Regions from separate parts of the Homo sapiens genome. Here regions 1, 2, 3, 4 and 5 are each linked to region 6. The links are chromatin loops, found by intact Hi-C in ENCODE. Cell type or tissue: endothelial cell of umbilical vein. All regions are shown on one strand. Region 1 has its middle 11 kb from the start of LINC02554. Region 2 has its middle 21 kb from the start of LINC01638. Region 3 has its middle 110 kb from the start of LINC02554. Region 4 has its middle 12 kb from the start of LINC01638. Region 5 overlaps MIATNB (MIAT neighbor). Region 6 has its middle 110 kb from the start of LINC01638.

Region 1 (5,000 bases), 180 kb after region 6:
AACGAGAGGAAACACTGGCTTGCAGATAGCAGAGTTCTCATTCATTCATTCATTCATTCACACAGCAAGCATTACACACTCAGCCTGCCCAGTAACTTTCATCCACTCATCCATCCATCCATCCATCCATCCACCCATCTATCCATTCATTCATTGGGTCTCCCACTATGTGCCTAGCATTATGCCGGGCACCAGGACCAGACATTCAAGTTTCAATAACACTGTTTTCAGAGACCACACTGCAGCTTGCAGATGTGAGGCCGGCTTTATTTTTAGCAGGAAAGCTAGTGGGGAAGCTAAATCAGCACAGGCTATCCCAAGGAAAGGCTTCAATGCTTGTAGGCAAAAGTCGGAGAAGGGGATGGAGGTGAGGAGTCAGGAGTGAGAGGCGCTATGCACATTTGATTCAGGAGTCGCCAGCACCCTGCCAGGAGGTAAGAACAGCCCCATTTTGCTGATGGGAAAACTGAGGCTCAGAGACAGGAAGAGCTGGAAGCAAGCTCATGCCGCAGTAAGATGGGCACAGGTCTCTGTGTGGTCAGTAAATGACCAGAGCCACAATCATTATATAATCAGGACACGGTGGGAGGGGCATAAAGGGGGTCAGAAGCTTCGTCACATTTTACCCTTACTACGGCCCCCATGAGGGTGGGGTAGGTTTTCTTACTGCCCCTGTTTTGCAGATGAGGAGATCTAGGCTCTGAGAGGCTCAGGTTTATTTAAGGTCGCACAATTGACAAAACCAGGATTGATTTCAATGCTTCCCCCTGCCACCCCCCACCCCCAACACACAGTCAGCTCAGCCAGATTCTACCCACACATGGCAGCTTGGAGGACACTTGGAGCCCTGAGTGTGGCTTTTCCCGACAAAGCCAGCGCTCAATTATTGGGAAGTGCCTCCCCCAGCCATTTCTGCATCCATTTGAGAAAAATAAATAAAGCTGGAGTCTGACTCTGCGGTGATAAGATGACAGGGGTGGACAGAGCGGGAGGTCAGCTGGCTTTGCAATGCCCCTGGCGAGAACAGACAGCATTCCCCACCATTAATGGGGTTCCTACACACACCCCCACACCCAGCCTTGGGGAAGTGCTGCTAATTGAATCTGCATAAGAACCTAAGCCTTCACCACTCCTTCCTGTCCATTTGATCTGATTACTTTTTTTGTTATAGTAGCAATGGCTTTAGTAATGTTCAGTTATGATTAAGGGGACAGGAATCTAAGAAAGGATAGATCTGTTAAAGTCACATGGACCTTCCTCTTCCTCTCAGCCCACTCCCACCCCAGCTGGAAAAAATTTAAACAGTTTTCAGGAAATGTGGGCTCTGTGTTAGGTTAGGGCAGTAAAGACTTTGCGTGTGTGTGTGTGTGTGTGTGTGTGTGTGTGTGTGTGTGTGTATGGATCAAAAAGCCCAGATAATTCATGTTTTTCTTGGGTTGTTCCAAACTGTCTTCTTTCCTTTCCTCTTCTTCTCCTCTACCTGAGAAGATGTTATTTTTGTTTTAAATGGAGATTATTATCCTTCAAACAGAAATATTGCCTCCAAATTTGGAGTAAGCAGATAATGAGGCCACTCTGGCAATTTCACACCGATGACAAGAGAAACATCTACATGACTGATTGACAGTTGCCACGGGAAAAGCAGAACCCTCCGAAATCCCTCCTCGGCTGGCTGCAGAAGGGTGGGTGGTGCGGGAGGGGGCCGGGGCTGAGAGATGGTCTGGTCTGAGGAAGCAGGGAAGCCTGGTGGCCCTGTGACCTCTGCCCACAATCTGTGGGGTCTTCACCACCTCGTCAGACATTTGAGCTGACAACTGTGTGAAATTGAAAATTGTGGAGCTGATTAAATGATGTATTTAAGGCTTCATGAAAGGAGGAGGTGGGTATGGGAGTGAGGAGGGGAAGAGTGAGGAGAGATGAAGGAGAGGGGAAGAGGGAGGGGGCAGGAGGAAGAGGGATAGGAAAAGAGAGAAAGGAGGAGAGTGGGGAGAGAGAAGAAGAGACAGAGAGAGATTGGGAGAGGGGAGAGAAATGGAGAATGGGAGAGAGAGGCGAAAGGAGGGAGAGGCAAGGAGGAAGATGGAGAGGAAGGGAGAAAAGGAAGGAGGAAGGGGTGAACGGAAAACAGAGAATTGAGAATTTAGAAGGAGAAAGAGAAGAAGAAGGGAGGAAATAAAAAAGATGAAACATGCAGGCAGAAATGACGAAAAGATGGAGAAAAAGAAATGAGAGAGACAAATATCCCCAGGAGAGAAGGAAAAGAGGAAAAATAGCGGAGGAGGAAGGAAGAGGAAAGAGAAAGAAAGAGAGAGATGAGGGTGCAGGGAAGAGAGACGAAGAGAGGAAGGGGGCCGAGCTGGGGAGGGGGAGGCCGCGCAGACGACGCTGCCGGGAGGGCTGGTGGAGGAGCAGGAAGTCTGGGGGCTCAGATGCGCGCCCTCGGTCCACCCCCTCTCTCCCCTGTAATGTGGGGAGGGTTTATCTCACCAGGAGCAGCAGGCTCAGTCACTGATCTAATCAAATTATTCAGCATTAAAAAACTGCCAAGACATTCCAGTACTTCAGCTCCCAGAGACCCAGCTGGGATCAAATGCTAATCAACATCGCCACGATATTTATTCCCACTGTCAGGCTGCTGCGTGTTTGTTTTCCGAGGGCTGCATACTAAAGCGGAGGAGCGAGATGGATCGGCCCAGTGGCCGGGAGATGAGGAGCCGAGGACGGCAGGGAGGAGGCCAGGCAGGTGGGGAAGAGAAGGCCGGACCCAGGAGAGGCACCCACAGAGCTCACAGGGCGGGGCAATGGCCCCGAAATCACCCCACCAAAATGTCCGGCGTCCTTTTCCAAGATGCCCTCTCCTCACCTCCACTCTCATGAGTCCCATTTCAAGGCAAGTCAGCGGCGGGTCTGGACTCAGAGAGGCTGACCTTTGAACTCAGCCTCTGTGATTCCAGGTACACGGTTTAACCTCTTTGGGCTTTGTGCTTTCTCCTCTGTCGCCTGGGGCCCTAAGCCCACCCCACCAGCTAGCCAGGGATTCACTGAGAGGGAGGTGATAAAAGAAGCAGGGCCAGACGGATGCTGGTCCGGGCCCTCGCTGTGTGACTGTGTGCAGCTTACTTAACCTCTCTGTGCCTCAAGTTTTCTCCTTGGTAACTGGGGATAACAATAGTGACCAATCCCACGAGGGTATCTGTTTAAGTGAATTAATACCCAGAAAGCATATATGAGCACTCAGTATATGTTAGGAATAATTACTAGCTCTCCACATTTTTGCAAGAGTTGGATGAAATAATGCATGTAAAATATTAGCAGGGGAGCTGGAATGGATGAGATCTGATCCCGATTATCAGGATCAAAGAATGAATCAAATGCCCACACTGTCATTGCGTTCGGGTTGCTGGGCTCTTACCTCTCTCAGGGATCCCTCCCTGGATCCCAGAGGGGCCTCTGAGCCAAGATCGCAGGCCCCGGGATGCCTTCCCTGCAGGGGCAGCAGAAACCAGGAAGGACCCTCCCAGACTCATGCCTGAACTTGGCACCCTTCTCCTGGGATCCTGCCCACCCCTCGCCCCCTCCCTGAAGGTCACAGCACAGGGGGGAAGACGAATTAATTTCCTTTGTTTTTCAGAGTTTCATTTTTTAAATTACAGCCTTCCCTCCTCTCTAATAAATACTCAACAATTAAAGCTTTTTTTTCTCAAAGTGTGATTTCAACATTTCAATGTCCCTCCCCTCCTGTCACCTTCGCTGCCATAAACAGATTCGTAAAAACTGCTTTTGACGCCCCAGCTGCCATTAGCCACTTAAAATCCCGTAATTATCATCCTATCACGGGCCTGTTAACGAGCAGTAAAAATAAGGCCATTGAATATGGTAATTTATTCGTAAATTAGCCTAATGAGAATAGGTTTCAGACACTGTTTACTTGCGGGCTGCCTGCGCCAGGCCCAGGCAGCAGCGACAGGAGCTATGCCTGGGAGGGCGGCTGGGCGCCCACCGGGTGGCAATGCCCCCTCCCCATGGCTCTGCACCCATGGCATCCATTCTTGTTCCCTTCATCAAGATGGCATCTGGCTCCGTGGGCTGTGGGGACAAGTGACAGCCCTGCCTGCCCTAGCCTGGCTCCAGACAGTAAGATATGAATGTCAGGGCCTATGGTCAGTGCTGATCGCTACTGGGAAACCTTTACATGCTCAGTGACCTTGGGCATATCACTCTCTGGCCCTCAGTTTTCTCATCTGCAAAATGGGATTAATGTGCCAACTAATGAGGTTATTTTGAAGATGAAGCAAGGTAACATATAGAAATGCTTGGGACAGGGCCTAGCACAGAGTTAGGTGCTTTCTACATATATTATAGCCACTATTATGATCTTTGGGACGTTAGCCCCAGCAGATAAAATCCAGGGCTGGCTGACTTACCCTAAAAAATTATCCCTACTGGGCTGGGCGCGGAGGCTCACGCCTGTAATCCCAGCACTTTGGGAGTCTGAGGCGGGTGGATCACGAGGTCAGGAGATCGAGACCATCCTGGCTAACAAGGTGAAACCCCGTCTCTACTAAAAAATACAAAAAAATTAGCCGGGCGTGGTGGCAGGTGCCTGTAGTCTCAGCTACTCGGGAGGCTGAGGCAGGAGAATGGCGTGAACCCGGGAGGCGGAGCTTGCAGTGGGCCGAGATCACGCCACTGCATTCCAGCCTGGGCGACAGAGCAAGACTCCATCTCAAAAAAAAAAAAAAAATTATCCCTACTGTAGTGAGTGAAATAGTGCCCTCCCGCCCCCTGAAGTCACATCAACTTGGAAATTCATCATGTGATTTTATTTGAAAACAGGGTCTTGGAAGGTGTAATTAAATTAAGATCAGGTTGCGCTGGATTAGGGTGGGCCCTAAATCCAATGACTCATGTTCTTTTTTCTTTTTCTTTTCTTTTTTTTTTCTGAGATAGGGTCTCCCTCGGTCACCCAGGTCGTCAGGCTGGAGTGTGATGGCATGATC
Region 2 (5,000 bases), 88 kb after region 6:
AATTATCTACTCTCTCGGATCCGTGCTTCTCTCCATTGTAAAAGCCCTCGTGAGCCAGATGCGGTGGCTCACGCCTGCAATCCCAACACTTTAGGAGGCCAAGGAGGGCAGATCACCTGAGGTCAGCAGTTCGAGACCAGCCTGGTCAACATGGTGAAACCCCATCTCTACTAAAAATAAAAAAGTAGCCTGGTGCCTGTAATCCCAGCTACTCGGGAGGCTGAGGCAGGAGAATTGTTTGAACCCGGGAGGCGGAGGTTGCAGTGAGTCAAGGTCGCACCGCTACACTCCAGCCTGGGTGACAGAGTGAGACTCCATCTCAAAAAACAATAAATAAATAAATAAATAAATAAAGCCTCTGGTCAGATGAGGCTTAAACGAGACACAAATTCAGGCTATCATGACCAGTCCTGTGGCAGGCTTGAACCCTGCCCCCCAGCTCAGGAGTCTGCAAGAAATCACAGCTGTTTATTTTCTGTAAATCAATGTAATTTCTTTCTCCAGCCCCCATTCCGTTGGGCTAGAGGAAAACATAATATAAGGCAGATATTGAGAAAGCTCAGTCCCCACCTGTACCCCCAGGGTGGTGCCATAGCCAGGGTCTTAGTTTTAAAATATCAGAAAGCCAGGGATCTTTGTCAATTCTCTGCATGGCTTGTACCCACCCCCGAATGGTGACGGTAGAGCTGGCAACCTGCTTGAATGAGATGGGGAGAGAAAAAAAGATGCAACCCGGCAGAAAACAGAAACGCGCACATACCGACCAACAATTTCCATTCAAAATATCATCCAAACCCAGTCCCTCTACTCTCCCATCTCACATTGTTGAATTCGACCTTTCCTTATTGGGTGGGTACCATTAAAGGATCATTTTTAAATAAAGGCAAAATCACGACTCTCGTGCAATTACAGAATGAACACCCATCAGAGATTTTATTTAAAGCATTAATTAATGACAGAACAAGGAAAATGGCACAACTGGTTCAAAGGAGAATTTAAGCACCACACATAGACATGCAGGCAAACACAAATGCTGGCATTCATTTACAAGTAGATACGAAATCGGTCAATAACTTGAGGATAATAATCAATTGCATTCCACTGGACACAATTCATTTGCATTTCTATGGCACCAAGCATTTGTATTACTATTGGTTTTTTTCTTAAGCTTCGAGAGTTAGGAAATAGCTCAAAGATGATGAAAGGCATAGATATCCTGGAGAGTTATGCTAGACAGAACATTCAGCAATCTTTATAGATTTTTTGGCCCATATCAACATCTTTTATAATTTTTTCTGACAGTACAGTGCAGCCACCACCATCCCAGAGAAGAAGTGAGGGGCTATGTTGTGTTTCCTGGACCTCTGTTTCTTAATCTGCAAAATGGGCATGATAAGAGCCTTTGACAATCCAGAGACATGAGGTCCTGCTGGGACAAGTACCGTGGGAAACGTGAAGTGCTAAGGGACAGTGTCCCAAACCTCAGTGTGGCCCTCCTTCCTGATTTAGTTCACATCCTTGTTCTACCTTGGAAGATTTATTTTTTTTCCTTTATACCAACTTTGATTTGATAATACCCTTGAAATCAGAGAATGAGGTGCTGATTCTGTATGTTTTTTTTTTCTAATACATATGAATATAGACAAAAAGCCATTGAGATAAGAAAGGTAAGTTCATTCTTGTACCAACTAATCCAGTGCTCTGTGGGAAGTACAGGATTAGGAAGAAATTAAATGATAGCCTACAAACACACACACACACACACACACACACACACACACACTCCACTAACCACCACCACCACCACCGCCGCCACCACCAATGTATTCTGCAAATTCATATACAATTTGCAAACCTCCTCCTGAAATAAGAGAGAGAGGGCAATTGAAACTATCTAAGGCAGCACTTGGAACACGCAGGCCAAAGACTGAGCCAGGGAGGGATTGTTATCACATGGGCTGTGGGGAGGCAGAGCTCCCCTGTGTCCCCGAGAGCACCCCTCCCCGGGGCCCCACCAGCCCCCAACTCGCCTCTCGAATTCCCACCTCTCCCCTTGCTCTGCGCCTTTGGAAACCCAGACAGCGGCCCCACTCCCGTGATTCATCCAGCAGGAATGTGGGAGTTCTCGAATTGCTCCAGCTAAAGCCTTTTAATTCCCCTTCGGTGATGAATGGGTGAGGCCCTCAAATGAAATGTGGAGGCTCCCAGTCCCAGCCCGCGGCCCTCCCCCTCCTCGGCGTAATTATTTCTGTGCAGAACATGTCAAGTGCCCTGCTTCCCGGGAACTTGTTTCGCATGCAAACATTTGGTGATTAAGCGAGGCTTACTTAATTAAGCACTTTGTAATGACTCTTAAACCAAAGAACAGTGGATTAGGAGTCCAGTTCGTGCTGGTGATGGGAAAGGCAGCTTCATATCACAAGGAGGCAGACAGTGATCTGGTGTGGGGAGGCGGCCGGGCCAAGCGGGGCAGAGTAGGCGCTCTGGGAACTCTGCTAGAATCACTCATTCATTCATTCAATCAATTTATTTTTGGAGCACTTCTTGGAGCCAGAGTAGCTGGTGAACAATAATAATAATAATAATAGGGCCAGGCACTGTGCTAATAAGTCTGCTGAATAACAAGAGTGAGGAGGAGCCAGAGATAGTTATTGAGAGCTGACTCTACTAGGCATGAACTGCTAGTAGTAGTGACGGCAATAATAAGCATTTTCATTGCAGCAGCAAATCCTTGAATAGGATTTTGCTGTGGCCCTGCGTGCCCTGAAACTGCTGGGTTTCTGCCATGGACTTGGCCTTTGGAAACAGCCCCCATCTTTGTTGCTGTCTTACTGACTCACTGGCTTCTCACCCACCAGTGGCTCACTTCCCACATCTGTGTAATGGGTAGTTGGATCTAGATCTTCTCTAAGATGCTTTTGGGTCTTAGGAGCCTAGGGTGTCTCCTCTGCTTCTGGGGGCCACAGGAATGGTGGCGCCACTTTGGGGGCCTCAGCTGCAATATTGCAGAAGGCTTCAGAGCCCAGCCCTACACAGCTCCAGGACAGAGCAAGGGTGACTCTCAGCTCAGACCTTCATAAATTGTGGGACCTTCACCAGGTAGCTTGTCCTCTCTGACGGACAAGTCCTTCACCTCTCAATTGAAATAACCCTTCCATCTGCTTCCAGGGCTCCTGTAAGGGAATCACACAGACTCATGGACATAGATGCCCTTTGAAAACCATCTACCTGGTGGCAGAAGCCATCATGTCTCAAACTTGGACCCACGAACACACCCCAATGTATTCACTTGTCTACTTGCTTTGGTTTTCTCATTTCTACCATAACCCGGAAAAGGGTTCTAATTGCCTTCTAACCTGGGAGATCATCTTAGAACAAAGGGCTTCCATGTGACTTCAGTGCCTGAGTTGATATTTGCTTTCGCAGTTGTGAGATTATTGAGTAAAATCCAAAGGATCTCACAGCGTGGTTCCAATGAAGATTCTGCTGGTGTTCTAAGAGTAGTATGTGATGGAAGAGCTGCCTCATCACGTAGCAGATGAAAGCACAGTGGCCTCCGCAAGGTCCAGCCCACTGCATCAGTGCCAGACTCACACGTGAGTGGACACTAGACTCCAGCCCTTCACAGGCCAATGGGCAATCACTCACTGGCAATGAGGGAGGCAGGCAATATGCAGTGAAAACCTTTCTCTCTTTCTGATGCCTTCAGTAATTGTAATAGATGCTCATTTAATGGTGATTTCAAAAATCTGGCTTATGCAAAGCAGACTACCTTCTTGTGTACTCATGTGATGCCTCGTTAAGTTCAGTAGATTAAGTGAAATCTGATTTAACTGAGGTCTGATTATCCAGAGCTAACAGGCTAAAGTTTCCCATTCCACATACCGTTTTGACCAATACCCCATTTCAAAAGGCATTCTTTGCTTGGAATTATACAAGTTAGAAAACAAAAATAGAGTGTGGCAGCCACTGGTACTCTCCTATCCCAAGTCCATTCTTCCCTTTCTCCATAGCGACAGGCCCCTTATTTTATCTGAGGTGCTAATACGCTGAGCTAAAATATTTTATTCTCTGTCTCCCTTAGATATAGAGTTGCCAATGCGGCACAAGCAAAGGTTGTTAGGTGGGATTTATGAGCAGACTTTTCAAAAGAGATGGGTGTACTTGGGGGGCATGATTCCCTCCTTCTATTTTCTTCTTGCAGGGAGTACAGATGCAATAGCTGGAGCCACAGAAGCCATATTGTGACCATCAGGCACCTTGAACTTGCTGGCCTCGTGCTAAGGCTCTTAGCGCAGAAGAGTCCGGATATTTCCTGATTACTCTGACACAAGAGAAAAATAAAACCTCAATTCACTTAAACTGTGGTCTTCTGGGTCTCTTTTATTAGTTGCCATTTCTAACTGATGCAGACTATACATATAGAAGTGGATCTAGAATGTCAATCTTTCTATATTAAGCCTGGCATGTGTGGTTTAGACTCAAACAAACAGCATTCATTCTCCATCATATTAAATTAACGTTGATAATTTAAATTGTATGTTTATGTAGTTATGTTTAGAAGGTGAGGGGGTTTTCTACAAAAATAAGATATAAGAGGTTAATATGTTGATTTACACTGGTATAAATTTAAAATCAACTGATTTAAGTAACTATTAGGAGCCTCTTCATTTTTGTTCCTTAAAATGGACCCTACATTATTTGAGTTTAAGAAATGCTGGACTCGTGGCCAGAACTCCTCCCTGCACCCCGTCATGTTGGAGCTAAGCAGGAGAATCAGGAATTCTCATTAGCAGGTGAGAAGATCTCAAGCTGGGAAGTCTAGGGTTTGGCTTCAAGTGAGAGTGGGGAATAAAAGAAATGCTTTCTTGCATTTTAAAAAACGTTCCCACCCAAGACAAGCCCCAGCAGCATTTGTCTTCTCAGCGTTTCCTGGCCCAGAGTGAGGCCAGAAAGCAGAAACTACGAAACACCTTCATGAGAGGCTGTTTCTATAGTGT
Region 3 (5,000 bases), 310 kb after region 6:
GCCACCAAGAAAGTCAAGGCCTCCTCCCAGAGCTTACTGTCTAGAGCTTTGCCAGCACAAGCTACTAAGCTTCTTTGCCCCATCACTCTGATTGGGGGCAAACTGTGGCCCATTCCATAGATTAGAAATGGTGGGATCAATTCCAGGGCCTATATGGAAGCTTCTAACTCAGACCCATGAGGCTGGGCATCTTCAAAAGAAGAAGCTACACATTACTCATATTTTACAGCTTCTTGCCCACCCCACCTCTATGCCTGGGCAGGACACACCCTGCTGTAAATTGATCCATGTTGGTAATAATAATAATAATAATATGAGCTAGGAAACCAAGCAGTTCTTACCTGCTCCATGCACTTTACATGTATTCCTTCATTTAACCCTTGCAAACTTAGCATAGTGGCTGGCACACAGTAAAAGCTCAATAAATGTTTGCTGAATATATGAATGAATGAATCAATGAACAAGGCGAGTCTCTTTACTCTGGCCCAGTGCTGGGATTCAGACAGACCCGGGCTCAAATTCTTGCACTGCCACTTACCAATCGGTTCCCTTGGTCAAGTCACTTCCCTTCTTGGAGATTTTAGTTTTCCTGTCGATAAAGTAGGCGTGATGATATCTTCCTATCAGGTTGATGTGAGATTTCAATGAAGCTCCGCATACAAAATGCTTGCATGACACCTAGGGTGGCCCAGAGTAGAAACAAAAGGTTTTTGTTATTGCTATTGTTGTGGATGATGTCATTGTCTCCATCTGTCCACTCGGCTTGCAGTTATGGGTCAGGAATTCAGAGACCAGAGGTCACACATTGGTGATCTGGAGACCTTGTCCAGCTCCCAGATGTATTTTGTTTGGCTAATACAGCACTTCATTGATTTTTTTAAAAAAATCTAATTAGTTGCCAATATTTAGAGATGGGGAGATTTCGCGTAAAATACACTTTGGGGTCTCTCTTGGAATTTCAGATGTTTGGACCACATGAGAATTATATTCACCCAGAGCAGCTGGGCTTTGCTAGAGCTGAGAAGAACCCACTCCCTTATTTATTTATTTAGTTATTTATTTATTATTTTTTGAGACAGAGTCTCACTCTGTTACCCAGGCTGGAGTGCAGTGGCATAATCTTGGCTCACTGCAACTTCCACCTCCTGGGTTCAAGCAATTCTCCTGCCTCAGCTTCCAGAGTAGCTGGGATTACTGTCGTGTGACACCACACCCGGCTAATATTTGTATTTTTAGTAGAGATGGGTTTCACTATGTTGCCCAAGCTGGTCTTGAACTCTTGGACTCAAGTGATCCTCCTGCCTTAGCCTCCCAAAGTGCTGAAATTACAGGCACCCGCCCCTTTAGAAAGGGTATGAGCTCCCATTCTGCCCCAGTCCCCGCCGCTCCCTGTTGCCTCACTCTTGGCCAGCTCCATTCATTTACGTAGTTTGCCTACCACTGGAGTATTTTCCATCTGGAAGCCCTGCTCTAGATTTTCTCTTCCATGAGATCCACCAAGAAAGCTCCAAGTCACAGTTAGCCAAATGGAGTTAAACAAGAAGAAGAAAAACACACACCTCACAGTGATGGTGTGGCCACTTCTCCCAATTTCACAGCCTGGGCCCAGAATGGAGTCGGCACATCCCCTTCAAAGCTCCATCATTCTGAGGATGCTGAATGCCACTTTCCCACCCATGCCCACTGGGGAAGCCCACAGAAAGCCCCCTAAATAGCCCTGATCCCTCCAGGAAAGGGGAGGGCACACCGAGAAAATGGCTCCCATCTGACCAGCCTGGGCACAGCTTCTTGACTCTAATTGGGGATGTGGTAATTAGATGATGGCAAAGTACACCCCAGGCTCAGCTTTCAGCCCCAGGTCCCACCAACAGGCCATCCCACTTGGAAAGTTTGCCTGACATTCCTGAGCCGGGCCGCCTTGCCAAAGAAAACTCAAGCGAGGCTTGTCTTGGCATGGACTCAACCCCTAGCCTCAGCAGGAAAACCAAAAACATTTACACAGCTGGGCCTGCGACGCCCGCTTCCCTCAAGAGTTTGTCAGGGCTTGGATGGCTCGGTAGACTCGGGGGGCACTTCTGAAGGGGACTGTGTTCCCGAGCACGGCCAGGCATCGCCAGCCAGACAGAAAACACCACGGCCACCCCCGGGAGGTGGGAAAGAAGACGCAAGAAAACACGCTCTGGGGAGCCGGAGAGGGGCTACCTGGGGACTGGGTTTTCATCTATTCGTTGATCACTGCACGCCTCCCCCCTCCAGCTGCAACCACATCTGCACGGGTCGTCCTGGCCAGCTCACCACCCGACCTGTGCGTGTTGGCCAAAAAACAATCCAAAGAAGCTGCTTATGGCACGCGGAGCGCCTGGGGCCCCATGCTGACAGCTCTAAAGGACCGCCTCTTCACCGCTCTCTCTTTGCACTCAACTTCCCCATCTCTTTTCCTGGCCGCCTTTCCATGGCATTCTCCGAAGCTCTTCACATTCTCTGTCCTGGGGGCACCCCAATGAGGCCCATTTGGCCTCCTGGTTCTGAATGTCAGGGACTATGAACAGGAAGTCCTGGAGCCAGTGGTTCAAAGCCAGGAGCTCAAACACATTGGTGAACACACTGGGGGTTGCCAAATTATCTGCTAAGTCCCTCGTGAATCCCTCTGGTCCCTCCATCCCAGTGGTCCCCACTGCAGTCCAGGCCACCATCGGTGCAGTGGTGACTGCAGCAGCCTCCTCTCAAACCCTCCCACCTCCACTCCTGCCCTCAGAGTCCATTCTCTGAGCTAAGGATAGCACAACCTTTATTATTCTCTCAATTATAAAACATTTAAAAACTACAGCAAAATGCAGAAAATATGACTTTGCATAATTGAATGATTCACTATCAAGCAAATACCCATGTAACCACCAGCCAGCGCAAGAAACAACCTAAAGCACTTTCTCTTTTTTCTTTTTCTTTTTTCTTTTTTTTTTTTTTTTGAGGCGGGGTCTCGCTCTCTTGCCCAGGCTGGAGTGTAGTGGCACGATCTCTGCTCACTGCAAACTCCAGCTCCCAGGTTCAAGCAATTCTCCTGCCTCAGCCTCCCAAGTAGCTGAGATTACAGGCGTCCACCACCATGCCCAGCTAATTTTTGTATTTTTAGTAGGGAAGTGGTTTCACCATGTTGGTCAGGCTGGTCTCAAACTCCTGACCTCAAGTGATCTGCCTGCCTCAGCCTCCCAAAGTGCTGGGATTACAGGCGTGAGCCACCGCGCCCAGCCAGAAGCACTTTCTTGACTCTCTTCGATTCTACTCCCTCCCTCCCCACAATATTTCATGACTATCCTGACTTTTGTGGTCATGATTTCCTTGCGTTTTCTTCAGACCTAAAAACAACATAGTTTAGCCTTGTCTGTTTTGGGGTTTTATGTAAAGGGAATAGTCATAGTAATCATATTATTATTATTTTGTGTCTGGTTTCTTCTTTCCAATATTATACAGTGAGATTTCTCCATGTTATTGCACAGAGCTATAGTCTATTCATTTTCACTGCTGTATAATATTCTTTTGTGTGAACATACCAGAGTTTTAAAATCTGTTTTACTGTTGATGTGGTTTGGGTCATTTCCAGCTGGGAGATGTTGTAAAACTAGAAATAGTCTTAGCCCAAGTACCTGGCACATAGCAGGGTTTACAGTCACAAACAGGTTCCAGAGTCAAGCACAAGTTCAAACAAAGCTGTATTACACAAAACTAAAATGGTTTGTTTTCTTGCAAGACTTGTCAAAGCCTTTAATGCTTTAAGGTGTCAATGTGCATTATGACACTCCACAAGCATCACCTCTGTGCTAGCTAGGCCCAGGTGATGCAAAGGTAAATAAATCTGCCTTAGGGAGTAAGTAGTGTGGATGGAAAGTATTGGCCTTAAAATCTGGTCATGGTTTTTTACCTCTTCCTGACTTGCTGTGCAGCTTGGATAAGTTTCTTGCCATCTCTGGGCTTCTGTCTGCTCATCTGCAAAGTGTAAGTTTAGAAATTGTTACTCCCTAAGAGCTTTCCCCTCTGACATTTCAATACCCATGGACCAGTATTTTAATTGGCCAGAAAGATTCTAGAGGACGGGATGCCTGGATCTTGAGGATTTGGATGAGTTGGGTGTCAGGGGGAGAACAGCATGACAAAATGAGTCTGGACTGCCTAGAGGTCATTTAGGGGGAAGTAAGGAGAGCAGCAAGGCCAAAATGGAGTGCTCATCCAGGGAATATAAGAGAGAAATGATTACAAAGATCAGCTCATCTCATTGCCAACCCACTTTCCATCCCTACTGCATCATGAGAACCATCAGAGACAGGCAGAGACTTTATAACCTAGAGCCTGGATTCTCCACAGGGGTGAAGTTTTCCCCTTGGAGGGCACAAAGTCTTACAGACATACATACAGTGCATAAACAGATATCCAATATATCTGTGCTATTAAAATTTCATTGGTGGGGGCAGGGAGTGAGTAGGGAAAAATGTCTGAAAGAGTTACTTAGGGGCCAATAAAAAAAAAAAAAAAAAGAAGTGAAGAAAAAAAGGTGAAGGTGATCTATAGGTTGCCTATTCAAATGCACATAGGGGCCAGGCAGGAAACTTTGAAAGTAGATGGTATAGGAGGCAATAAGGAGTGGTGGGGACTGTGGCAAACTGGCATGCCCAGACTATATATATTATAGCCATTTTTTTTAAAGAGTCATTTTGTTCAGGCCAAACAAAACACATCTGCAAGTTGGATCAGGCCTGCCATCCACCATTTTCAACTCCAGATTTAAATGAAGAATCCAGTCCAGTCCCAGCTTCCATGACCAATGCAAACGCAGCACTCATTCTGGCCCAATGCTCATGGGCTGCTGCCATGTGAGGTGCCCCTGCTCACACACACACACACACACACACACACACATATCCTCCCCACGACAGGACCAGCAGCCTTGTTCCACAGCATGCACACATGCATATTATGGGGATTAATGCTGTGTGATGCATAATTAATGA
Region 4 (5,000 bases), 98 kb after region 6:
TAAGGTCAGTCCCTCCCTGTGGGCCCTCTGTTCTCTCACTCCCCTTGTTCCAACCCGACGCTGTCCTCTGATATGCATCCTGCAGACAAAGAAGCACCCGGATTCCCATGCAGCCAGCTGCAATGGCACTGGCTTTTGATGACTCTGGGATCTTGGGTCTGGTTGTCCCAGGCGAGTGAAGGAGGCCAGCTCCTCACTGCAGATGCCCAGCCCAGGGAGAAAGTATGTTTGCATCATGAATTAACTCCATGCCTGTTCATAGCCCCTCTGTAAGAAAGACAGAGCAGAGGGTGGGAAACAAGTCCAGGGAGGTTCCGCCACCAGATAGGAGCCATCCGGGACTTGAATCTGGGGCTCCAACCTTCCAAGCCTAGCACTTTTCCCCCTCCATTGCCCTCCATTCATCTCTCCATGCGGTATGTCTTTCTATGTCTGCAGACTGAGGAACTTGACAGTTGAGCTCACAGACTATAGATTATTTATTTCTGCTTCCCAAGCTTCAGCTCAGTGCCTTCCACATCCTCGGCCCTTGAGAAGCTTTGCTTAATGGATATATTTGTGTTTATGGAAATAGATAAATATTCATGGGAGCCAAGACCTTCCAGAGGAGTGGGATGAGGATGGACCAGTCTTTCCACAGAGGCACCTACTAACAGAAGAGAGTTTGTGGACATAGAGAGAGGGGTATTTTGGGCAAACGGATGGTGTGAGCAGAATCAAGGAGGCTGGAATCTCAGGGGCTGTTTGAGGGGAAATAGCAAACAGCATTCTGCTCAGCCAGAGAAGGATGGCAAGAGGTGAGAACTGAAGACCAGTAGAGGCTGGATTGGGAAGATCCCTACATACCAAGCCGAGGGCCAGACTTTGACTCCAGATTTTGATGCTTAAACTGTCTTTGCAAGGGGCATGTGGCGTACTCTTGTGAGAAAATGGATCCACTGATAAACACAGCACATCTTTCTGGTGTGTTAACTAATCTTTTAGGGTTGATTATTCTTACCTACAAGATTTTCAGTCTTGGAGGTGGTTAAGCATGAAGCCTCTGGAGTGACTACCTGGGTTCAAATCTTCATTACAAGTGCTGGCTATGAGAGCTTGGGCAAGTCACTTCCCCTCTCTTGCCTCCATCTCCTCATCTGCTGGGTGCAGATCATCACAGAAAAACCTTTACATGCATGTTCGTAGCACTTTATCCACAATAGTCACAAACTGAAAACCACCAGATGTCCTTCGACAGGTGGATAGATAAAGCACGGTACATCTATACAAAGGAATACTGACCAGCAGCAAGAAGAAATGAATCGTTGATACCTCTAGCCACATGGACGGATCTCAAGGGCATTGTGCTGAGTGAAAAAAGTCAACCTCAGAGGCTGTATACTGTATAGTTCCATTTATATGACATTCTTAAAGTGACTAACTTATAGTGATGGGGAACAGCTCAATGACTTCCAGAGCTTAGGGCGGAAGAAAGCGTAAGTTTATGATAGGGTAACCCAAGGGAATTTTATCGAGGGGAGAGAAAAATTCTGTATTCTCATGCGGTGGTGGTTGCTCTAACCTAAACATGTGCTAAAATATCATAGGACTATTTTTCTAAATGCATGTACACACTGGATACAAGCTGCATAAGATGTGTGGCATTGGACCAAAGCTGATTTCCTGGCTTTGACAATGTACTATGGTCATATAGGATATTATCATCGGAGGATGCTGGGGGAAGGGAACCTGAGAACCCTTTGTCCTGATTTTGCAACTTCTTGTGAGTCTTCGACCGTTTCAGACTAAAACATTAGCTTTAAAGTGTAGATCATCACAGTCCCTGCTTCCCCGTGCAGATGACAGGAGATGATTTGTAGAAGTATCTGGTACCCCAGTAAGTTTTTGATAAATGTTAGCCAGTGTTACTGTTCACTCTCAGAAAGGAGTAAGGACAGGATTCTGGGAGCATTGCTGAAGCTGACAGCAATTCCTGATGGAAACTCTTAAGGCTGAAAGAGGATTCAGATTTAATCTCTCAGGAAAAAAAAAAAAAAAGCAAAAGGAAGAAAGACAGGAAGGAACAACTCCGGTTTGTATATAAGCCTGTGCTGTTCTGTCGAGCAATGCCTCCCAATGCTTTGCAAGTTCCTTGCGCAACATCTGTTAATCCCGTGATGTCAAATCCCCAACTCACTGAGCCTGGGAAATCGCTGCTGTGTTTTACTGACTTCCCCACACTTGGCAGCTTCCCTTGGAATTGCAGTGTTAATCAGAAACACGCGGTCCCTATTGTCAACACTTTGTTTAACCACTTCTATAAATTCAGCATTAGTGTTGGAGCGATCCTGAGTTGATGGATGAAATCGTCGGCGGCCCCAGACAGCCAAACCCCATAAAACAAAGTCCAGGGCTCAAGGCTCTAAAGCAGGAGACACTTGACATTCACCAAGACACGTGATGCATGGATGACTCACCTCTGAGCTTGAAAGAGTTGTGGGTCTCAGGGGAGCAATGGCTCCAGGAGCAGGGGAGAAGTGAGAACACACAGGAGTCTCCTCATGAGACCCTGTGGGGAGTCTGTCGAAGTCTCTGTCCCCATTGGATTCTGAAAGGAAGCCAGGGAACACGAGGGAATAAAGGAACCTTGAGGAAGAAGGGAGTCCTTGGGATGGAATGACTGGTCTTCACAGACCAAATAAAGACCTTTCTTTTGAGGCACATGACCTCTTTTGACTGGTGATCACCATATAATGAAGGTGGGTGGGATATATTTATCCCTAGAGTGTGGCTTTCTGCATAATCTTAAGAAGGTGTAGAAGAACTCATCTCCATCTGTCCATCACCTGTCTGGTACCTGCCTGGTGTCCTGGGGTCCAGCAGGACAAATCTGAGCTCTGCCTTTGCACTTGGGTTGGGACACCCACGGCTGTGAGCCCTGCTTGGGAGGTGTTTCCATTCGCTCACTGAGCACCTTTTGTATGTCAGGCGAGAAGCCAAGGAAACCACAGTAAATGAGAAGGACGTGGTTTCTCTCCTCATGGGCCTCAGAGTCAGTGAGAGAGGTAGACACTGGAAAAGGAATTATAGAATTAAATTATGAAATGTGCTCCAAGGAAATACAGAATGCTAGAACAAGGGAGGCCCTGGCTCAGTTTGGGAGATCAGGGAAGGCTTCCCGAGGAGGTGATATTCAAGTGGTGCCAGGAAGACGACAGAGGTAGGTTAGGAGCAAAGAGAAGGGTTCCAGGCAGAAGGGAAGGCCTCAAGGCTGGCAGGACCGTGGGCCTTCTGGGGTCCGAGGGATGGTGAGTGGGGTTGGACCCCAGCCCGTGAAGAAGAGAGTGACGTGGAATGAACCTGCAGGGACAAGCAGGGACTGGGTTACACAAAGCATGCTCAAAGCTCTTGAGCCCAGAGGGGAAACCGAGGCACACAATGAGTCAGCGATATCTAGACAGCACTCCATGAGAAGCAACCCTTGGCTTGGTTGGCCTAAAAGCCAACCAAGATGGTGTCTGTCCACCTCTCCTCTGTCGTCATCCCTGCTCCAGGGAAAGGCCAAGTGATTGAAGCATATTTCTCAAGAGTGAGGCCACAGAGACTGCAATCAGCTTTCATCTTCTAGCAGCCTCTTCCTTTGGTCGGGGATGGCCAGGCTCCCAAGGTCCAGCTCAAGAAGAGACTGAGCAAAGGGTGCCGGCCCTTCTCCCGGCTGCCTCCTCCGTCCCCTCCCCGCAGGCCCACAGCTCTCCATTCCACATCCTGCCTGCCTTGGCCAACTCTTTCCAAGTGCCTGTTTTTCCAGAAACATGAGTTGAGCAAAACAGCCCCCTCCCTGAACTTGAGTCTGAAAAAATAACCCCAAGAAACACACGCTTTCTTGGAAAACCCTTCAGAGCCTCCCGCTGCCTTTGGACACGTCAACACTGGGTTAGTTAAAATAATAATCTTTAGGAACTAGAGTTTCTCTGCCGCCAAATGCCTTGCATAAGAGTATCACACACAACCCCTGTCCCTGACCCAGAAAACCGGGCCATGAGCTAACGTGGCCTGGTATCCAGGGTAAAGTCACTTGATTTCATTCTTTATTACTTTTCTATTATTATTATTATTTAAGGTATAGATGACTTCCTGAATATTGCAAGGTCTGGAGCAGCTGGACAGTGTGTTCCAGAGACAGGCTATTTTGAACGAGGCTGTGGTTGAATTTGGGGGACTAGGCTGGAGGTTTTGTGGAGTGTGGAGTCTCTAGATTTGGTGTCCCTTGAGACATGAATGTCCTGTAGAAAAACAAAGAAGCATCCAGTCTAGCTGACTAGCTGTGACCAGGCAGGGCCAAGCGGTGACCATCTGCCCAGGGCAACGAAGCTGTCTTCGGTACCTTCCTCGGGTATTTGTAGGAAAAAAATTCACATTTCTTAGCTCAGGTGATGGTGGATGGACCGTTGGGCTCCTGAGCTCCATCCTGGCCTCCATTGCTTGCCAGCTGTTGTAATTTGAACAAAGGATCTTGCCTCTCTGACCTCTACTTGCTCACCCATAAAATGGCAAAGCTAAGAGATCTCACTCAGGGGTTGTAGTTAAGACCCTGTAGGATAAAGTATGTAAAGTGCTTAGCACAGAACCATCACGCTATGTGGTGACAGCGTGACCCTGCGGAAGATGTCTGCTACCACGCTCTGGGCAGTGACTTGTAATTTCCTCTAAGCAATCTTGGGAGGAGGAGGCTCCTTAAGGAGGTTGCTAAAGAGGGCATGGAATTCTGCAACCAGATTCGACTGGTCTCTTACATCTGACCTATGCAACAGCTGGGCTTCCACCATTGAAAGCTCATATATTTTCTGCCTCCAAGAGCCTCCTGTGAGTTATCAAACCCCCTAGAGTTGATGGAATATTTATGGACTCAATTAGTTTCTCTAAAGCCTTGATGCCATTCAATTTTTAGATCAATCCAGGGAAGAATGTACTACTTGTGTCCCCATTTTACAGATAAGGAAACTGAGTCCCAGAGACTGTAC
Region 5 (5,000 bases), 360 kb before region 6:
GAACAGTTTCTGTTCTTTACCACCATCTTGTGTGGTTGGAAATTTCATTCTCTCCACTTTAGGAATGGAGGGAATTGGAACTCAGAGAGAAGAGATTTGCTGAGGTCATTCACTGGAGAAGGTTGGAAACCGTGTTCATGTCAAGGTCTGTCTCTGAAGTCCTTGAGTAACTTCAGGGTGGGCACCGGATCCAGCTGCTGTGGTTCAGGTGCGATTCCTCCACATACATCTACATCATCTTGGGCAAAGGCTCCAGCTTGCTGTGCCTTAGCTTCCTTATCTGTACAGTGGGCACAATAATAGTAACCACTTCCCTGCATCATTGTGAAAAGTTAATAGTTGAGAAAATATTTAAAGTATTTGGCATGACGTCGTATGTTCTCACTCATAAGTGGGAGCTAAGCTATGAGGATGCAGAAGCATAAGGATGACACCGTGGAGTTTGGAGACTCAGCGGGAAAGGGTGGGAGGGAGGTGAGGGATAAAAGACTACAAATTGGGCCGGGTGCAGTGGCTCATGCCTGTAATCCCAGCACTTTGGGAGGCCGAGGCAGGTGGATCACGAGGTCAAGAGATTGAGACCATCTGGCTAAGATGGTGAAACCCCGTCTCTACTAAACATACAAAAATTAGCTGGGGGTGGTGGTGCACACCTGCAGTCCCAGGTACTTGGGAGGCTGAGGCAGGAGAATCACTTGAACCCGGGACGCGGATGTTGTAGTGAGCCGAGATGGTGCCACTGCACTCCAGCCTGGCGACAGTGAGACTCTGTCTCAAAAAAAAAAAAAAAAAAGACTACAAATTGGGTGCAGTGTATACTGCTTGGGTGATGGGTGCATCAAAATCTCACAGCTCACCACTAAAGAACTTACTCATGTTACCAAACACCACCTGTTCCCCAATAACCTATGGAAATAAAAAGTTTTAAATAATTAAATGTTTGGCACAGCGCATTAGACACAGAGCTCAGTCAGGTTAGCAGTTTGCATTAAAGTAAACCAATTTTGTTAGGTGCCTACTAGATGCTGGGGCTATAGCAGGGGAACAGGGCAGAGCCCACCCTCATGGTCTTACCTTCTGGCATTGCCACGCCACATGATATAAGGTATTCTTCTCTGAGCCTTGAGCCATGTCTACATTCACCCATTCCACAAATGTTAGTTGAATGTCTCGTATGTGCCAGGCAGGCCAGGTAAGGAGTAATACGCTGCCTCTCCCTGCAGGTAGAAGACAGGTAGAGGCAGGGGTCTGAGATGAAATAGATGAGAGCTCCAAGGAAATGTGTGTTGGGATTACGATTTGGGAAGAAGAGCGTCAGAGAGAACCTTCAGGAGTCATTAGAGAGGGGAGGGTCATCCAGGAGCAGGACACAGAGCATACAAAGGCCTGGAGTCACATTAAACTTAGTGGCTATTGGACTCCTTTTCTTTCCTAAACTCTGCAAATAGGTGTGATCAGGGACATGGCAACTTTAACCCTGACCGGCTTTATATTCACTACCTGTATCCTCTCACTTAATCTGCACAACAGTCCTGTAGTTATTGTTGTAAACGTGTAGGGATAGAGTCTTGCTTCTCTTATTTTACAGAAGCAGAGAGGTGGAATGCTGTGTCCAAAGGCACCCAGTTATCGGGTCGCCAGGTTTGCAAACACAAGCGCAAAAACACAGCATTCCCAGTTAAAAGTGAATTTCAGATGAATAATGAGTGATTTTTTTTAAAAAAGATAAATCTATCCCCTAGAGATCTTTGATATACTAAAAAATTATTTGCTACCCAGTTTTTGGTAACCTCACCCCATTTCCTTTCGTTTCTTTTCTTTCTTTCTTTTTTTCTTTAAGATGAAGTCTGGCTGTGTCGCCCAGGCTAGAGTGCAGTGGCATAATCTCGGCTCACTGGAACCTCCGCCTCCCGGGTTCAAGCGATTCTCCTGCCTCAGCCTCCCAAGTAGCTGGGATTGCAGGCGCCCGCCACCAAGCCCGGCTAATTTTTGTATTTTAATAGAGATGAGATTTCACCATGCTGGCCAGGCTGGTCTCGAACTCCTGACCTCAGGTGTGATTCGTCCGCCTTGGCCTCCCAAATTGTTGAGATTACAAGGCGCGAGCCACCGCGCCTGGCCCTCACCCCGTTTCTGAACCTCATTTAGCCTGTTTTTTTTTTTTCCTTGAAAATAAAGGTGGTTGTAATTATGATCTGGATTTCTTGAGGGCCTACGACGCACCAGGCTCTGTGCTAAGTGTTATACACAGAGTATCTTGAGCTTCCCACTAAAGGCAAGTCGCGGGGGGCCCACCTGCGCCCTCTGTGCCCGCCTGGTAGCCCGCAGTTCTGTAAACAGCCACGAGGTGTCGCCCTCTGCCCGTGGTATCCTGACGGCGGCGGGGGCGGCCGGGCGCGCGCGGCCCATTCATCACCGCGCGGCCGCGGCGCCCAGACAATGTGGGGAGCGGCCCTGGCCCGCGCCCGCGCGGCTGTCTGTACAAAGGATGCGCTGTTAACACGTGTACGGTAATGGGCTCCCTCACGGCCTCCTCCCCGGCCACCCGCTCCCAGCCTGACGGATGGCCCGAGCCATCCATCTACATTATGTCATGGGCGGTGAGCCTCCTCCTCCGTCCAGTCCGTCTGGCCGTCCAGGACCAGCCATGGCCTTGGCCGTGCGCCCTACTTGGGCAACCCCCATTCCCTTCCCCTCTGCGGAAGGAACCTCGTGCGGAGTGAGGCCTACTACGTGCTGGGCCCCAGCTGTGCTGTCTCCTTGATTTTCATGCAAGGTGATGTGGCTTATTAGCCCATCCTGCAGAGGAGGAAACTGAGACTTGAAGCTGGGAAACCTTTATTCTAAGAACACACAGCTCTGGGGTTTGATAGAGTTGGAATTTTTTTTTCTTACAGCTTTGTTGAGACTAGACTTCTCATACCATAGAATTCACACATGTAAAGTATACATTTCAATTTTTTTTTGTATGTTCACATAGTTCTGCAACCATCACCACAATTCAATTTTACAGCATTTTAGTAAATTCTCCCAAAGAAATCTTCTATCTGTTAGCAATCCCTCCAGCCCTTGTCAATCATTAATCTACTCTCTATCTGTGTAGATTCTCGACATTTCATACAAACGAAATCATGTAACATGTGGCCTTCTGTGCCTGGCCTATTTCACTTAGTATAATTTCAAGGTTCACCCATGTTGCAATGTGCATTAGTACTTCATTCCTTTTTATTGCAGAATAATATTCCATTGTATGGATATACCACATTTTATTGATTCATTTGCTCATTGTTTCCACTTTTTGGCTACTATGAATAATGCTGTGAAAAGGTTTTATGCGGATAGATATTTTCAATTTCCTTGCAGTGAAACTGCCAGATCGTATGGTAACATGATATTTAACTGCTCAAATATCTGCCAGACTGTTTTCAGAGTGGCTATACCATTTTACATTCCCACCAGCAGTGTATGAGGATTTGGGTTTCTCTGCATCCTTGTCAACACTTGCTACTATCTGCCTTTTTGATTCTAGCCACCCTAGGGGGTAGGAAGTGTATCTCATCGTGGTTTTGAGTTGCACTTCCCTGATGACCAAGGATGTCAGACATCTTTTCATTTGCTTACTGGCCATTCGTATATCTTCTTTGGAGAGAAATACTTATTCATATCCTTTGCTCATTTTTTAAAAAATGGGTTGATTGGCCAGGTGCGGTGGCTCACACCTGTAATCCCAGCACTTTGGGAGGCCAAGGTGGGCGGATCACCTGAGGTCAGGAGTTCAAGACCAGCCTAGGCAACACGGTGAAACCCCATCTCTACTAAAAATACAAAAATTAGCTGGGAACGGTGGGACATGCCTGTAATCCTAGCTACTCGGGAGGCTGAGGCAGGAGAATCACGTGAGCCCTGGAGGTGGAGGTTGCAGTAAGCCAGGATTGCGCCATTGCACTCCAGCCTGGGCGACAGAGTGAGATTCCGTCTGAAGAAAAAAAAGTTGGGTTGTCTTTTGATTGTTGAATTGTAAGCATTCTTTATATATTCTGGATACAAATCAGTTATCTGATATAAGAATCGGGAATATTTTCTCCCGTTCTATGGAGGGTCTTTTTACTATATGGTTTTGTTTGCAGCACAAAAGTTTTAAGTTTTGGTGGAAGTCCAACACACCCGTGTTTCTCTTTTGGTGCTTGTGTTTCTGGTATTGTCTTTCAGAACTAAGCTCTGTGGGACTCTAAAATTGGTCCTCTTTTTACTCCACTGAAGTGACAGGTATTTGCTCCCCCATAGGGATTGTGGAAGGAGCTGGTCAGGACTTGGTGGTTGTCTCAGGCTGGTCGGGCATGGAGCTGTGGGGAAGAACAATGACCCTGGAATAAACAATCTGGGTTCCAATCCTGGTTGGGCTATTGCTTTCCTTGGTTCACTGCCACTGAGACTCAGTTTTTTCATCTGTACAATGGAGATAATCGCACGTACCCTTGAGGTGGCTGTGAGATTAAACGAGGGGGTCCGAACACATGGAAGATGCTTGATAAACACAGCTGTGATGACAAAGGCCTGTGAGGTCCCTGAGAAGAGGCCCCGGCTCTCCGCTCTCCCCAGCATGGTGTGAGGCTCTGAACCCAGAACTTACAGCTGTGTTCCTACCCTTGGGATGCAGGTATTGGGATGCATGGCTAGGAGTCCCTGAGACTCCCTGTGCAAATGAACTTTTTTTCAAGTGTCTTAACTCAAAGCACAGTTTTTCTTTGTCCTGCTGAAAACTGCAAGGGCCTCAGAGTGAAGCAGAAGGGATCACTGGGCTTTCAGGCAGAGGGAGGCAGTGGCTCAGGTGGACCCATCGTCTCTGCTGGGTCTCTCCTGGCTCCCACAGCCACTTTATCTGACGTGGATTCTGTGAGGGGGTTCAGAGATGAGTGAAGATCCCAGCTAGGAAAAGGCACCTGGAAAGGAGGTGTTATCACCTTCCTTGGTACTGGTGATGCAACTGAGGCTCAGACAGG
Region 6 (5,000 bases):
AGATGTTGTTCTGGCCTTGGGAGCCTACTCTTCTGTGCAGAGGGCAGGTTGGAAGCAGCAGTGTTATTGCCCCTGAAAGCAGTCCTCAACCAAGAGGACGGTGAGGTGGGTAAACACCCTAGCCCCTGGACTCTCAGGTGAGAGAACACCAAGGTGGGTCACACTGCCTTCTGGAGGCTCCCAGCAGGACAAAACTCTACTTACTCACCATAGATAATAAAATTCCACCTCTCACTCTTAAGATAGTCTTTCCTAGGAATCCTTGCCTCAGAGTTGGCTTCTGAGAGAACCAGACAAAGAAGCTGTTGTTTCTCTCTCTGCCCCAGCTCTTCCAAGTCTAGAATGTGCTATGTGTTTTCAGGGGACTGAATCAGTGACTCATCCCACTGGGATGTTGCAATAGCTGTGGTGACCACGTCTCAGTGTGCATCTCACACGCAGACTTCCTGAGAGAGGGAGGCATTGATTATGCCACTTGTCACCAGCTGATGTAGCAGGATTTTGTGCCAAACCATCAGAGAAGGAGTTTCCATCTCTCGCTCCAGCCTCCCAGTGGCTGCAACTGCACAGGGTTCTGACAGTGAAGCTCTTAGTCTAGTCCACAAAAGCAGATTCCCATCCTGAAATGCCCTACTTCCCTGCTCTAGGCAGACATCACGAATCAATCACAGCCTGACTTCCTCTTGCATCTTTTTCAGTCAAGCACTCCAGGCAGGTGCTATCAGTGGTTGGGAACTGGCACACAAGATTAAACATATTCTATGGGGGAATGCCTAGGACAGAAGGCTGCATGAAAGGTATCACAATAGGAAGTATGGCATGAAATAGTTCTTCAAAAGAGAAACAAAACAGGCAAGTACAAATGATAAATGTAGGAAAGTGATGTCTCACAGTCATGTGTGTGAGTGTGTGTGAGGGAGGGAGGGAAAGAGAGAGAGAGAAAGAGAGACAGAGAGAGAAAGAGAGACAGAGAGGGAAATTGCAATTGTTTTTCTTTTTCTGCTTTGTTTTGTCTCTACACTGAGTGTCTACTTACTTGAGGCATGTTCACATTGAGCACCTATTATGTGCCAGGCCCTGTGTTAGGGGTACAATGACAATCAGGACTAACATGTAATTGCCTAATGGAAAAGATAACTACAACTCAGTGTGGTAAGGCAAAGGCAGAATCTGTGGGAATCTTCACAGATTGGGCCGCAGAGCACCTGAGTTTCTCCTTTATGACAATGAGAATCACAATTAGACAACTAGAATCACAACTAGAATGCTGCAGTTATTTGTGAGATTGTGTGCTAAGCCTCCCTCTCACTCTGTCCCCCTCTCTCTCACTTAGACTACAAACTCCCAGAGGGTAGGCACTGCATCTTGTTTGCTCCTTGCCCCATACACTGGGCCTAGATCGGTGCCTGGCACAGGGCAGGTGCGCATAATCAGTCCCTCTGGCTTCATTAAAAAGTGGAGCTGGGGGCCGGGTGCAGTGGCTCACGCCTGTAATCCCAGCACTTGGGAAGCCGAGGTGGGCAGATCACGAGGTCAGGAGATAGAGACCATCCTGGTTAACATAGTGAAACCCCGTCTCTACTAAAAAAAACCAAAAAAATTAGCCAGACGTGGTGGCGGGCACCTGTAGTCCCAGCTACTTGGGAGGCTGAGGCAGGAGAATGGCGTGAACCTGGGAGGCAGAACTTGCAGTGAGCCGAGATTGCGCCACTGCACTCCAGCCTGGGTGACAGAGCGAGACTCCGTCTCAAAAAAAAAAAAAAAAAAAAAAAAAGTGGGGCTGGGTGCTGTGGCTCACACCTGTAATCCCAGCACTTTGGGAGGCCGAGGCGGGTGGATCACCTGAGGTCAGGAGTTCAAGACCAGCCTGATCAACATGGCGAAACCCCATTTCCACTAAAAATACAAAAGTGGTGGCATGCGCCTGTAGTCCCAGCTACCCAGGAGGCTGAAACAGGAGAATTGCTTGAACCTGGGGGACAGAGGCTGCAGTGAGCCAAGATTGCGCCACTGCACTCCAGCCTGGGCGACAGAGCAAGACTCCATCTCAAAAAAAAAAAAAGTGGGAGGGCGGGTATGGTGAGAGTAGACTCTGATGACTCTGATGAAAGATGAAGGTGGAAGGGGCAGGTCGTGTAAACCATATGAAGGAGTTTCAATGTAACAAAATAAAAGGAAAACAACAAAAAGTTTAGTCTTTGTAAATAAACACAAAATGAACCCCTATACTAGTACCCAGTTATTAACAACTCTGTTCTGAACAGAGTTTAATTTTTCTGTTCACTCATAGGCTCAGGTCTCTGAGATCTTTAGTTGAGAGCACAGGTATCAGCAACCGGGACTTAGGCTATTGATGGACAGGTTTGCGCTCCTGGAGTGTCAATATATAACACGCAATTTGTCTTTCAGCCGCAAGGTCACCTTGATTGCTCTTCTTTCAGTTAGGGGAAAGTATTTTCTACACACTGAGGTTTTGGATCCCCAGAGTTCCAGAGGCAGCTAGCGGAGAGACAAAGCATAACTTTCTACTTTCTGCCTTTGATGCATAGGTTACTGAGCCCTTTGGAACCTTAGTTTTCTCCTCTGTACAGTGGGGCCAATAATGATGACTTGCCCAGAGCAGTTGTGGAGTCCAGTGTCTGACACATACTAAGCGCTCATTATCAAAGGCTGTACTCATGAGGGAGATGATGATGGTGAAGATGATGATAAGATATTGGAGCAGGCAGAGGCCCAGTTTTGCAGAGCAGGAGGGAAACTGAGGCCTAGAGGTTGGAAGTGACTGGACCAAGTTCACCTGAGGAATCACTTACAGAGCTAGAATCCAATGGAAGATCCTAAGAGCCAATTCATATGCTCTTTCCTCTTGAATTGCAATTCCCAAACTGTGTGTCAAGGCACCCTGGGGTGCCTGGGCAGACTCACAGGAACATTGCAAGGTATTATAAATTGTCAAGGTAAACACAGCGATATTGGACATCTGTTAAATGCCATGAGAATGACTAGCTTGAGGTCATTCACAATTCCAGCATTAGATCACCCAACATTCCTTTTGATGATGTCGTATCTTCGTGACCCTGGGTTTTTGGTGGCTGCTGTGATAAAAAGCAAGAACTATGCCAAAGTCAATGTGGAACAGGAAATGAGGGTGACAAAGTCCGATCTGATTTCAAGGTTTCAGAAGCCATGCAGTGCCCAACCGGTGCACACATTTCAATAGGAAGTGATTGTGCTTACAATATTATTTTTTGATTAACTTGTGTGTATTATTTTTTTCAAATGGCTGCTAAGTTGTTAGGATGTAAATGCTTATTACGTTGTTTGCACTTGAAGACCCAATAAGCAGGACTGGCAGAACCATTAAGGATTTATTTTGCTGAAATAATTCCTGAACACTAAGGGTGCCATGTACTGGGAAAGTTTGGGAACTTCTGCTCCATATACTAGGCACCCCCCTACCCCCGTCTGGGAAGGAGGCAGGAAGCTCTGAGCCTCCAGCCAAGACTGAGGCATGTGGGAGAATGGTTAAATGCCTTGCAAACAAGAGGGACATGAACAGTAAACCTGATTTCTCAGTTGCTGCCAAGTCATTGTTTATTTAGAAACAGCAGTGTGGGCACATCAGAAACCATGTCCTCCTTGTTGCTCAGCAAGATGGGCAACTTATCCATTCAGCTAACATACAACTGGCATTTACTCTATGTCTGCACTGTCCTGGTACAGTGGTAAATGAGGCAGTCTCTATCTTCAAAGGTAGGAAAGGAGGAAGGATGGGAAGTTATATGGTTTGGCTGTGTCCCCACATAAATCTCATCTTGAATTATAGCTCCCATAATTCCCACATGTTGTGGGAGGTAATTGAATCATGGGGATGGGTCTTTCCCATGCCTTTCTCATAGTAGTGAATAAGTCTCATGAGATCTGATGGTTTTTTGAAGAGAAATTCCCCTGCACATGCTCTCTTGCCTGCTGCCATGTAAGACGTGACTTTGCTCCTCCTTCACCTTCCACCATGATTGTGAGGCCTCCCCAGCCATATGGAACTATGAGCTCTTTCTTTTATAAATTACCCAGTCTCAGGTATGTATTTATTAGCAGTGTGAGAACAGACTAATACAGGAGAGAAGGAAGAAGAAGAGACTATTCTTTTTACTAATAAAACTCTGAGAAACACAGGCTCAGAGAGGCTAAGTACACTACCCAGAATCACACAGAATAAAAAAAGTTGGATAATTTACAGCTAAGAGAATGCCCTATACCACTCATCTTGAGCACTTATGGTCTAATCTGAGAGATCGACACAAGCATATAAGTAATATTTGGAGGGAAAATTTGACCTCACTCAAGAATGGGTATGGATATCATGGTGCTGGCATAAGGACGGACATATAAATCAGTGGAATCAAATTGAGGGTCTAGAAATAAACCAGACCTCTCTGGGTAACTGATTTCTGACAAGGATGCCAAGATTCTTTAATGGGGGAAAAATAGTCTTTCAACAAATAGTGGTAGAGACAAATGAATATCCATATGAGAAAGAACAAAACTCAAAATGGATCATAGAGCTAAACATAAGAGCTAAAATTATAAAACTCCTAGAAGAAAATTTAGGAGTAACTGTTCATAACTTTGGGTTAGGCAATTGTTTCTTAGATATGATACCAAAAGCACAAAAGACAAAAAAAAATACAAATTAGATTTGATCAACATTAGAAACATTTGTGCTATAAATAAGATCATAAAGAAAGTGAAAAGATAACCCACAGAATGGAAGAAAATATTTGCAAATCATACATCTAATAAGGAATTTGTATCTAGAATATATAAAGAATGCTTAAGACTCAGTAACCAAAAGACAAAAATAACCCAATTCAAACATAAGAAAAGGATTTGAATAGGCATTTCCCCAAAGCAAATGTACAAATGGCCAATAAGGACATGAAAAGATACTCAGCATTATTGAGCATTAGGAAAATTCTCATTAAAAGCACCAGGAGATA

Evidence for each region. Hi-C counts contacts between places; a loop is a spot of excess contacts. Peaks named below come from ENCODE experiments on the same cell type or tissue, not always from the same donor. Only the 100,000 strongest peaks of a DNase experiment are listed, where the experiment ranks them.
Region 1: a loop joins it to region 6, with 2.3 times the contacts of the local background. A loop is called at or near these places in 2 of 110 quality-filtered maps.
Region 2: a loop joins it to region 6, with 4 times the contacts of the local background. A loop is called at or near these places in 15 of 110 quality-filtered maps.
Region 3: a loop joins it to region 6, with 13 times the contacts of the local background. A loop is called at or near these places in 2 of 110 quality-filtered maps.
Region 4: a loop joins it to region 6, with 6 times the contacts of the local background. A loop is called at or near these places in 14 of 110 quality-filtered maps.
Region 5: it touches region 6 in a loop (2.6-fold over the local background); 3 of 110 quality-filtered maps call a loop at or near these places.

The regions. Positions count from the first base shown.
Region 1 is chr22:27,296,853-27,301,852 of GRCh38, forward strand. No RefSeq gene overlaps it. Among named protein-coding and RNA genes, the nearest start is that of LINC02554, 11 kb to the right of the region's middle. RefSeq lists an enhancer at 1-68. In endothelial cell of umbilical vein, no CTCF peak of the experiment used is centred here; DNase peaks (open chromatin) are centred at 1,159 and 2,469; H3K4me3 peaks cover 1,389 bases; H3K27ac peaks cover 1,953 bases.
Region 2 is chr22:27,200,765-27,205,764 of GRCh38, forward strand. No RefSeq gene overlaps it. Among named protein-coding and RNA genes, the nearest start is that of LINC01638, 21 kb to the right of the region's middle. In endothelial cell of umbilical vein, no CTCF peak of the experiment used is centred here; a DNase peak (open chromatin) is centred at 2,117; H3K27ac peaks cover 756 bases.
Region 3 is chr22:27,418,935-27,423,934 of GRCh38, forward strand. No RefSeq gene overlaps it. Among named protein-coding and RNA genes, the nearest start is that of LINC02554, 110 kb to the left of the region's middle. In endothelial cell of umbilical vein, no CTCF peak of the experiment used is centred here; DNase peaks (open chromatin) are centred at 717 and 1,947; H3K27ac peaks cover 2,926 bases.
Region 4 is chr22:27,210,557-27,215,556 of GRCh38, forward strand. No RefSeq gene overlaps it. Among named protein-coding and RNA genes, the nearest start is that of LINC01638, 12 kb to the right of the region's middle. In endothelial cell of umbilical vein, no CTCF peak of the experiment used is centred here; a DNase peak (open chromatin) is centred at 2,205; H3K27ac peaks cover 1,193 bases.
Region 5 is chr22:26,754,454-26,759,453 of GRCh38, forward strand. The region is part of intron 2 of MIATNB (MIAT neighbor); the gene reads left to right. Among named protein-coding and RNA genes, the nearest start is that of MIATNB, 84 kb to the left of the region's middle. In endothelial cell of umbilical vein, a CTCF peak has its summit at 2,347 (motif pointing right); a DNase peak (open chromatin) is centred at 2,538; H3K4me3 peaks cover 315 bases.
Region 6 is chr22:27,112,958-27,117,957 of GRCh38, forward strand. No RefSeq gene overlaps it. Among named protein-coding and RNA genes, the nearest start is that of LINC01638, 110 kb to the right of the region's middle. In endothelial cell of umbilical vein, no CTCF peak of the experiment used is centred here; DNase peaks (open chromatin) are centred at 404 and 3,114; H3K27ac peaks cover 4,023 bases.